3 separate regions of the Homo sapiens genome follow, and regions 2 and 3 are each linked to region 1. Evidence: chromatin contacts called from ENCODE Hi-C data. All regions are on one chromosome and are shown on one strand. The core of a region is the stretch at or near the end of the contact, and the rest is flanking DNA. Distances in the headings are between cores, read along the strand shown.

What was found. A loop is a pair of places that touch in the nucleus more often than their neighbours do. Pooled maps may share reads with other maps.
Region 2: a loop to region 1 is called in a pooled map, with 21 times the contacts of the local background. The contact joins the promoter of RBMX2 here to the enhancer-like site in region 1. A Hi-C loop is called at or near these places in 4 of 37 single-sample maps with no recorded cell type and 10 of 50 pooled maps.
Region 3: a loop to region 1 is called in a pooled map, with 9 times the contacts of the local background. The contact joins the promoter of SLC25A14 here to the enhancer-like site in region 1. A Hi-C loop is called at or near these places in 8 of 37 single-sample maps with no recorded cell type and 11 of 50 pooled maps.

The regions. Positions count from the first base shown.
Region 1 is chrX:130,080,799-130,084,148 of GRCh38, reverse strand. It overlaps ELF4 (E74 like ETS transcription factor 4), which reads left to right. Exons shown (of 9, transcript NM_001421.4): 2 at 2,610-2,893. The coding sequence starts at 2,819. Among named protein-coding and RNA genes, the nearest start is that of ELF4, 28 kb to the left of the region's middle. RefSeq lists enhancers at 1,046-1,095, 1,526-1,755, 1,906-2,055. Within about 2 kb of position 1,733, at least 21 of the 41 ENCODE cell types and tissues checked have a DNase peak (open chromatin) inside an H3K27ac peak, as active enhancers do.
Region 2 is chrX:130,400,277-130,403,626 of GRCh38, reverse strand. It overlaps RBMX2 (RNA binding motif protein X-linked 2), which reads right to left and starts at 1,640. Exons shown (of 6, transcript NM_016024.4): 1 at 1,590-1,640; 2 at 1,257-1,372. The coding sequence starts at 1,594.
Region 3 is chrX:130,338,382-130,341,731 of GRCh38, reverse strand. It overlaps SLC25A14 (solute carrier family 25 member 14), which reads right to left and starts at 1,813. Exons shown (of 11, transcript NM_001282195.2): 1 at 1,756-1,813; 2 at 1,379-1,625. The coding sequence starts at 1,453. RefSeq lists a silencer at 1,586-1,795 and an enhancer at 1,608-2,181.

The sequences.
Region 1 (3,350 bases), core at 484-2,983:
GCTCTCGTGCACACGTCTCCACGCTTGGGACACATGCACACACCCTGCACACACATATACCTACAGTGCGCTTGCACACCCACAACCAACGCAAATAGCGCACCTGGGTAAATGACAATGCAAAAACATACAGAGGTCACCCCAGAAGGTATGCACATTTTGCTCATTCTCGTGTAAGGCAGAGTACGTGACACCTACCCGCATCCACCGTATACAGATAAACGTTGCCCAGAAAACACACCTCACAGATGCTGACTGACCCATACCACCAATCTATCCATCCATCCATCCATCCATCCATCCATCCATCCATCCAGCCATCCATCCAGCCATCCACCCACCCACCCATCCACCCATTCATCCCTTCATTCATTCCACAAACACAAATTGAGTGTCTGTTACATGCCATACATGATGCAAGGTGCTAAGGTTTCATCAATGTCCAACACAGTTGTTGCTGCCCTCAAGGAAGCCCCTGTCTTATGGGGGAGGTAAGGAAGGTACATAAAAGTAGCCCAGGCAGACAGCACCAGCAGTGAACTCGCAAACATGAAATCCTGATCTGGAAAGAAGAGATGAGCAAGCCCGAAGGGAAGGGCTACAGCGAGTGACCTTGGGGGAAGGGACACACACAGGAGTTTCATGTTTAGACAAAGTGGGATTAGGTGAAAGTGATCACCTTTAATTTGATTAGTATGAGAATGTTTCCTGGGGGCAGGCAGAAGGCCTGTGGGAGGGCGGGAGCTGCTGTGGAATGCAAGCCTTGGGGCGCTTAGGCTGGGGGGGCAGGGGGGACAGACCTTCCAAGCATAAATGGCCTTGGGAGGCTTCACAGACCAGTGGAGAATGGGTCGCAGGCAGGGTCTGGTGGGGGTGGGGTGGTGGTGGGAGGAGTGAACCTGGGGCAAGGGCTGCAGTTTCCCAGGCGCCTCCTCCCAGTACTCAGCCTCTCACTCGTCCAAAGGGAAATTCAGACCTGAGAGGTTGAGTTGAGCGACTTCTCCCGACTTTTTGTTGGGGTGGGTGGAAAGGTGTGGGGGTGAGGGTGAGGGTGGGGGTGGGGCAAAGGCACGGCCAGCCCTGTGGGCTAACGGAAAGGAAGTAGGAGAGGCCTGGGTGTCTCCTGTGGGGGAGAGCGGTCATCAGGGAGGTCACCGTGGTCCCCCTCCCTTTCCTCCCCTTTGCCCCTCTCTGAAGTTCCTCATTTCTTTCCGGGCCAGGATAAGGTTTGCCCACCCCGGCACTGCCAAGGGAGTGTCAAGGAGGTGGAGTGCAGTGTGTGGCTTCTGCTATGGTGCATGGACACACCCACACGCACATCCACACACTCAGAACCGAGCCCAGGGGACCAAAGACGTGGCGCCTGGAAGTGGAGAAGCTCCAGTGATGGGGTGGAGGAGCAGAGCTGGCTGGCGAGGAGGGAGGTGGGAGGGCTGGGGCTGTGGGAGGCAGGCCTGGGTGTGACCACCCACAACACGCAGATGAGGCGCCCGGGCACTGACAGCCCTGAGGAGTGGCGACAGGGGGAACAAATGCAGGCCCGGACGCCATGTGACACCGTGAGCGCTGAGGGCACGTGGGGCGAGAGGAGGTGTGTTTGGGCTGCGGCAGACACAGAAGATTTCCTGGAAAAGGGGCCTGAGCCAGCCCCAGAGGATGGGGAAGGTTCCGCCTGCCCCTCCTCCAGTCGGGGCTCTCCTCACCAGTTCCCAGGGTGACAGTTCACTCTTGAAACTGAAAGCAAAGCTAAACCAAGAACACAAACCCACACACAGCACAGAGGCCACGCTCTCTGGTGGGTGGCGGCGGTAGTGGTGAGAGGGGGGTGCTGACGAAAACAGGGTATGTGGCCCACCTGTCCCCCAGTCTCCAGGCTCTCTGGAGGCTTGGCTCCATCTGAGAGTCCCATCCCTGAGAGCAGGGTAAGGCCACTGCTGGTCCTCACACAATACAACCCCCACAGCGAGGCAGGCATGGGTGTGACCACCCCCACTTCTTCCTCTGTAGATGTGGCCCCTCAAAGCTAACTGGCCCCCACTCCCAAGGTAAGATTAGGCTGACTTCACCTGGAGCCAGGCAGAGTCAGAAGAGCACTACAGAGTGGGTATACAGATACCCACAGGCCCCCACTCAGCCCCTCACACGATTCTTCCCCAAGCCAAGGGAGTTACAGGGATTCTCCATGCTGCTGCCTCGTCCACGAGGCCAGGCCAGGCGCCCTGACTCCCCCTGGGGATTAGTCTTCAGGGTGGAGAGAGCGCAAAGTTCCTCCATCTGGCAGTTTCTCCAGGGGAAGGGGAGGAGGCAGGGAGGGAGGCTGCATATCTTTGGGACTAGTGCGAGATGCCGATGCTGGTGACCCAGACGGGCACCAACACTCAGCCACTTCCCACTGGAGGCCATTCAGTTGACTTCCTCTCTCCTTCTTTCTTTCCCTGACCTCTTTCTTCTCTGTCGCTTTTCTTCTCTCATCATCCTCCCGTTTCGGCCACTCCTCTATTGGCAGTCTGCCTTAGCATGGCAGGGTCCCTCTGGTTCATAGGCAGTTCTGGCAACAGAGCTCAAGGAAGGTGACTTACTCACTGTCCCCATCTCTCCCTTCTCTCTAGGTCGCTCCTGTGGTTGGTCCAGCCCAGAATGCAGCCTTGAGCCTGGCTTAGGCCACCACCTACTCCAGCTCTCTCCACCCCCTATTTTACTGCAGCTCAGGGGGTAGGCTCTAGGCTCCAAAGTACCTGGGTATTGTCCCTTCATCAAGAAAGCCCCACAGCTCTGGAGGGCTCTGATAATCCCGTTGTCAGCTCTCTGAAAAGACAGCATGGCTATTACCCTACAGCCCAGTGACCTGATCTTTGAGTTCGCAAGCAACGGGATGGATGATGATATCCACCAGGTATGGCCCCAGAGAACAGAGCACAGTTAGCCCCTGTGGACAATCAGATAGACACAGACAGCCAGGCAGACAGCCAGGGAGCCAGCTGGCTGCACAGCTAGCCAATCAGCAAATATCCATCAAGCACCTACTATGCTCAGGGCACTGGCCCTGCTTGCCAGCCAGCCTGCGTGCCAGCCAGTCACTCATGAGGCTGGTCTGGAGTCACCGGGCAGTCATTTAGGGAGCTGGTTGCCCACATGCAATCATTGAGCCAGCCAAACATCTGCTAAGTACATCAGCTGGGCTGTTGGTTAGTCAGCAACATGGACCAAACGCATAAGGGGTACACTGACCATCAGATGCATTTTTCGGCCACTTCTCTTCTCTCAAAGTGTCACAGTGAGAAAGCTGTGGGGACAGCCACATAGCAAGAATGAGCACTGCCAGCTGAACTGTAGACTGGTGTCCAGGCCCT
Region 2 (3,350 bases), core at 391-2,890, 320 kb before region 1:
CTGAGGAGGGTGGATCACCTGAGGTCAGGTGTTCGAGACCAGCCTGTCCAACATGGCGAAACCCCGGCTCTACTAAAAATACAAAAAAAAATCAGCCAGGTGAGGTGGCGGGCACCTGTAATCCCAGCTACTCAGGAGGCTGAAGCAGGAGACTCGCTTGAACCCAGGAGGCAGAGGTTGTAGTGCGCCGAGATCGTGCCATTGCACTCCAGCCTGGGCGACAAGAGTGAAACTCCAGCTCAAAAAAAAGAAAGAAAGAAAGAAATTAAGTCTGACTCAATGACAGAAGTACATGTAAGGTGCCAGTAGTACAGAAAAAGGAGTAATTAATTTTGAGTGGAAGTCGGGGTCACCACTAACGAAACTAATCTGATCACTCAGTCCTCCTGCCACCCAAAATCCTATGGACAAAGCAGATAGTTTCCATCACAAACCTCTGCTTCCACAAACATGTTGAATTCATCTGCTCATTACCCACAAATTTACAGCTATGATACAAAATCAGTCTACATATGTCATGATTAACCCCACCTACACATAGACAAAGGTTATAAAGACACTGTTAAGCATTTCCTAGGGAATAATTTCCCCTCCAAATATTTATTTCCTCATTTGTAAGATGGGGATATTAGCACGTAACTCGCAAGATTATTATAAGAGTTAAATAAAACGATGTATATAAAGTGCTTAGCACAATGTTTGGTACAATAACCTCTTTGAAGCATCAAACTTGTACAATTACTGATTGTGATATAAAGTGAATACAGTAATGGTAACGTGGCCATGGACTAGAAAGCAGGAGCTAGAGGAGCAAAGTGAATTCTGGAAGGGAAGGGGAATGGGGGAGGGTGGTGGTAGCAATATGGAGCTGTGGCTAAGACCAAGAGTTCTAGAATGCTATAGTTCTGCCTGTTGCGCTTACTAGCTATGTGACCTTAAGGAAGTCCCTTAACTTCTCTGCACCCCAATTTCCTCAGCAGTATAATGGGTCAGAGGGTGAGAGAGAAATAACAACAGTCCCTGAACCTTAGCACAGCAAATGGCAAACAGTAACTCTCATGAGCACTGATTTGGCAGGGAAGGAAAACTAAAAATGGGGCAGAAAAGAGATGTAACACGGATTCCCGGGCAGACAGCAGATGGATATGAAGGTGGGCGATGAATGTAAGCAGGAGTGAAGGGTGAAAATGCCGAAATAGTCGGAAACCGAGCAGGAGAATCTGGAGAGCACTGAGGAAGAAAGATGTGGACCTCACCCAGGAAGATCCAGGCGCTGTCCTTGTACTCGGAGTGCCAGGACACCTTATCGGCCACCCCAAGCTGGACCTCTCGTTCATTCAGCTCGTTGATCAGCTTCACCTTAGTTAAAGGGCTTCACGGTGGCGGGGGGGGTGGGGAGGGTAGGCAGAAAAGCAGACAAGTAAGTGCGAACCGGCCGGAGCTGAGGAAGAGCAAAACTAGGGGACGAGCTGTTCCAGTCCCCGCGCCGCTCCCGCCCCTCGGCCCCGCAGACGCTCTACCACACCAGTCCCGGTGGACCACCCCCAGTGGCCCGCTGCTCCTTCCTCAAAAGGAAGCTGACGCCTTACTTCATCTCCTCGGGTTCGCGCTCAGCACTCAGGAATCAGCGCCCGGGAAAGGCAGCGCAGCGCATGCGCGGCCCCGGCGCCAGTGGCCAGTCGATTCGGTGACCTCGCGCCGGAAGAGCCGGGGCGTACCGGGGCGTGGCGCCTGCGCACTAGCAGCCTTCCGCGCTGCGTGCGGTTACCTCTTGGAGAGGTGGTTTTTCTCTAGTTTTTCGCTTTTTCTTCTCTGTGAAATGGGGTAAAGGCACAAGCCTGGGCTGTTGCAGGACCCCCACCTCTTGAACGATATCTGAAACTGGTTAGATTAGCTATAAATATTTGCTGAGTGAACGGAACAAGCAGCCTGATGTGGCGACTTTAGTCTCAGCCCTCGCTCCCAGTCCAGAGTCCCACTTGGACCTTCGCTCCTAGTCAGTTGCTAAAGCACAGACCCATCAAAGCATCCCTGTCATGGCAGAAAAGTGAAGAAGATAGGTGAAAAGGTAAATCTTCTGTTGTCCTTATCCCAATACATAGGCAACAGACCAGTGTGCTTCTATAGGCTGAATCGAATACCTACACATTTGCATGAGAACTGCTGCACTTACTCTTTTCCATAGGCTCTCTCCTAGTTGAGCAGGAGGCAGAAATTAATATTGTTAAATTAATAGCTAACAATTGAGCAGATGATGTACTATACGATGCTAGAGTATGTACTAAGCAATTTACATGTATTGTCTCTCCACCCTCACAACAACCCAATAAAGCAGAGAAAATTACAATCCCTAGCCGGGCACAGCAGCTCAGCCTGTAATCCCAGCACTTTGGGAAGCTGAGGTAGGAGGATTGCTTGAGCTCAGGAGTTCGAGACCATCCTGGGCAACATAGCAAGACCCTGTCTCTAAAATAAAGGGAAAAAAAGGGGGGCCAAGTGTGGTGGCTCATGCCTGTCATCCCAACACTTTGGGAGGCTAAGACGGGTGGATCACCTGAAGTCGGGAGTTCAAGACCAGCCTGGCCAAGATGGTGAAACTCTGTCTCTACTAAAAATACAAAAATTAGCCAGGCATGGTGTCACACGCCTGTAATCTCAGCTACTCAGGGGGCTGAGGCAGGAGAATCACTTGAACCTGGGAGGCAGAGATTGCAGTGAGCTGAGATCGCACCACTGCACTCTAGCCTGGGCAGCAGAGTGAGACTCCTTTTTATTTAAAAAAAAAAAGAAAGAAAAGAAAAAAAATTTCCACCCTCATTTTGTAGAGGAAGAAATGAGGCTCAAAGGAATAAATTAACTTGAAAGGTACTCTACCTGCACCCGTCAGGTCAGGTTGATTTAATCAGTCCTTACTGAACATCTAGATTTGTCCTGTACAGCTAAGGTCTGTAGACAGGAGTATCAGGGTGGGTCCTCTGCCTTCAAGGAGCTAATATTATAATTAAGGGGACAAGATATATTTGCTTGATAGATTTCAACCAGAAATATCTAGAAACCAGTGGAAGAGATTATTAATGTATAATATGTGATTTAACCCATATTGACAGTTTGAATCCATTTTGCATGTGTCCACATCAATACCTGCTCTTGGACTATGATGTTCTAAAAGTGAAAGTCCAGAGCTGTGCGGCCTAACTCAGAGCACCAGATATTAGGTCCTTCATAAAAGCATTTTGATGATGATAACAACTGTACCCTCAAGTGGCCCACCATGTAACCAATGTCCTGCCAAGAAGGAGAACAGAGGCTGCCCACCAATGACAGTTCCTCCTCATTCATTCTGTGTCTGT
Region 3 (3,350 bases), core at 564-3,063, 260 kb before region 1:
AATATTTTTACTGTATAAAGAAACCAATGAAAATTGTCTTCAAAATGCCAACATTTATTCTGAAGATCTGACTTCGGAGAATTTGATAGACTAATGAGTGAAAGTAAGAATGTCCTACAATACAAGTTACATTGCCCTATACTACTCCCAAGATCTGGTCAGGAAACTCTGGGTGCCTCTCCTGCTTTCTCCTTTAAGAAAGAGTAGAAATTAGAGATTCTCAGATTCAGAAGGTAACAATGGAGAGCCAAGCAGATATTTATTGAAGGCATGCTAAATGCCCAAACCTGCAATGCACTTTGGGTATAATCATATTTGAAAAACACAGATATTCGTTCTAGCACCAAGACAATATTTACCACTCAACCTGTCTTTTCTGAATAACCAATGAGATGGGACAGAGAAAAAAGTACGAAATACAGTACTTGCCTTTCAAGAGCTTATAATCTGGTGGAAGAAATCAAAGTAGTGCGTTAGAGAAAAATTAAGTACTAAACTGTGTAGTACAAACTTTAAGAGCAAGAGGAGCATAGAAAAGACTACAACCAGCATGGGATTGACTAATTTGAAAATTGCCGAGGTGAGAGAACCTAAATTGAACCTTGAGAGACGGTAGGTACAACCTGGTTAGGTGCAGGTAAGGGAGAGGGGCAGGGAAGAGAGAATGAACAGAAACACAAATGTGGGAACAAGCACAGCATGTAGAAGCAGGCATCAGTATGGTTTGTGCCAAGAAGAAAGGAACCTAACTGGAACAGAGAATTCCCTTGTTGACTGAAACAGTATCAGACAAGAAGTGTGATAAGGAGCATGTTATGTTGAAAGGCTTGAAACCAAGGGGTGGGGGTAGGGGGTGTAGGAGGGGGCTGCATGTTTTGTGTGTGTGTGTTTAACAACGAAGTGACTTGAGGAAATCCACCACATTTTAGCCTATTAGGGCTGCAGCAAACACAGTGGATTACATTACAAACGGGAGAGGCAGGGAGACTAGCTTAGGATGGTGCAAAGTACAGCAGACAAAGATGCTTGTTGGCACTGAGGTTAGAGATAGACTTCCCCAATGAAGACACAAAGAACTCGATGATGTAGGGAATGAAGACGAGGGAAGAGTTCATGATAACGCTAGGCATCTCTAGGCTGGGGGGAAAAACAACAACAACAAGGAATCACTGACAGGAAACCATAAATGTCCCTGCTGTTATCCTGTCTGAGAAACTAATTCATGTTGATAACAGCTGTCATGCCAATCAAGTAACTGAACTGCATTTTAATAGATGCCTTCAATGCCTTGACCTCAGGAGTGACAGGGGGTAGAAACCGAAGGGGAGCATCTTTCAACAGTATCCCTTACACTAATACAATGGAGGTGTTTGCTTACTCCGCTTACAATCACGGCCGCCGTTGCAAACTTCACCCTTAGAAAAATTAGGATTATTCCGGGAAAGATACCCATTCACCCTCTGGGTAGCAGGATCTTGCCAGTTCCTCAGCTGTCAGAGCGAGCTCGTGGAGAGAAGGGAGGCGCCTGAAGAAGGCGGCCTCCCAGGGGGGTCGAGGAAGCAGGGTTCAATCGAAGAAGTAAAACCACCGATGCCAGAAGAGTGAAAGACAGGGAAGGGACTCAGCTGAGGGGAGAGAGAGACCAGAGGACCGTTAAGCCCCTCCCAGGCCGGGAACCAGGCCAGCCCGGCCCCGCGCGGCCTGGCGCGGCCCAGCCCCGCTCCCCAGCCTGGAAGTCCAGGAGCTCCCCCTCACCTGCTCGGGCTCATCGGACGACTGGGAAGCTGAGGCTCCCACAGTCGGAAACGCCACTGCAGCGCCAACCCGGAAGCATTGAAACCAACGGAAGTAACCAAAGCGTTGCTTCGGCAACCGCGGCGCAGCCATTTCAACTCCGCCCCTTCCAAAACTAAAAACAAAGGCGCGAAATAAGAGGCGGAAGCGGCAGAGTTCTAAAGGCGAGGGTCGGAACCACTGCAGGCGCAGAAGCCTAGAGGGGCAACCGGACTTGCGGGAGGTGGAGGCAGGGCAGCTAAGGCGTGAGAATTTGGTAGCTTCCCCAGTTAACGTGCTCGCCAGAGGGGAAAGAGGTGTCGCCTCGTCACCGCGAAACCCACCCACCTGGCGCGTAGAAGGACTAGAAAAGGAAGGGGCCTCGCCCCGGTATCAGGGCTTGAGGAGTGGGTCAAGGGGAGTGGTGGGCGTAGTGCCCTGCGCGCTCAGTACGAAAAAGGCGGCAACGTGGAGGGGGTGGGGCAAAGGCTTCAAAACAAAAGTAGGAAAGTGAGACATAGGGGTGAGCCGAATTTAGTGAGGTGCCTGGGCTCAATGAGAAAATAAAGTTCAAGGCCAGGCGCGGTGGCTCACGCCTGTAATCTCAACACTTTGAGGGTCCGGGCGCATCACTTGATGCCAGGAGTTTTGAGACCAGCCTGGCCAACATGGTGAAATCCCGTCTCTAGTAAAAATGCAAAAAAATTAGCTGGGTGTGGTGGCACGCACCTGTGGTCCCAGCTACTCGGGAGGCTGAGGCAGGAGAGTCACTTGAACCCCGGAGGTGGAGGTTGCAGTGAGCTGAGATCACGCCACTGCCCTCTAGCCTGGGTGACAAAGCAAGACTCCATCCAAGAAAGGAGAGAAAGAGAGAGAGAGAGAAAGAGAAAGGAAGGAGGGAGGGAGAGAGAGAAAGAAAAGAGAAAGGGAGAGAAAGGAAGGGGGGGAGGGAAAGAAGGGAGGGAGGGACGGAGAATGATCCAGACAGCACCTACTGGACGTCAGACATTAACCAGTGAAAAATTACGGTCAGACCCCTTACTCGAAGCTCTTGCTTTAATCAGAAACTTCACTTAAGAAAGAGCAAGTTGGATACCAAAAAGGGGACCACAAAAAGCTAAACAGATGAGGCAGAAAAACACCAACGGGAAATCCCAGTTAATCCAAACCTCATAATCCACCAGAAGATGCCAAGAGTCCGACCCCCAGCTTCCGACTCTGGCCCCTCTGGCTGCTGGAAGGGGAAACCGCAAAGCCCCTGGGTGATTCCATTAGCCAATGTGCTATGACGTCCGATTTTTGAGCTATGACGTCCGATTTTTGAGCCTCTTAACAACGTTCCCTAATCACGCGAGAGTACGCAATAATAGGGTTTATTGCTTATGTGTTATAAGGAAAAGTCAGTGCAAGTTGGCCCTAAATGGTTATTTGTTGAATGAATAAATATTTGGAACTATGTTCTTCCAAAAGGATATTTCTCATTTTAGTTCACCTTGTTTTATTTTGTTGGGTTTTGTTTGTTTTTTTTTGGACAGAGTCTCACTTTGTGGTCCAGGCTGGAGTGCAGTGGTGCGATC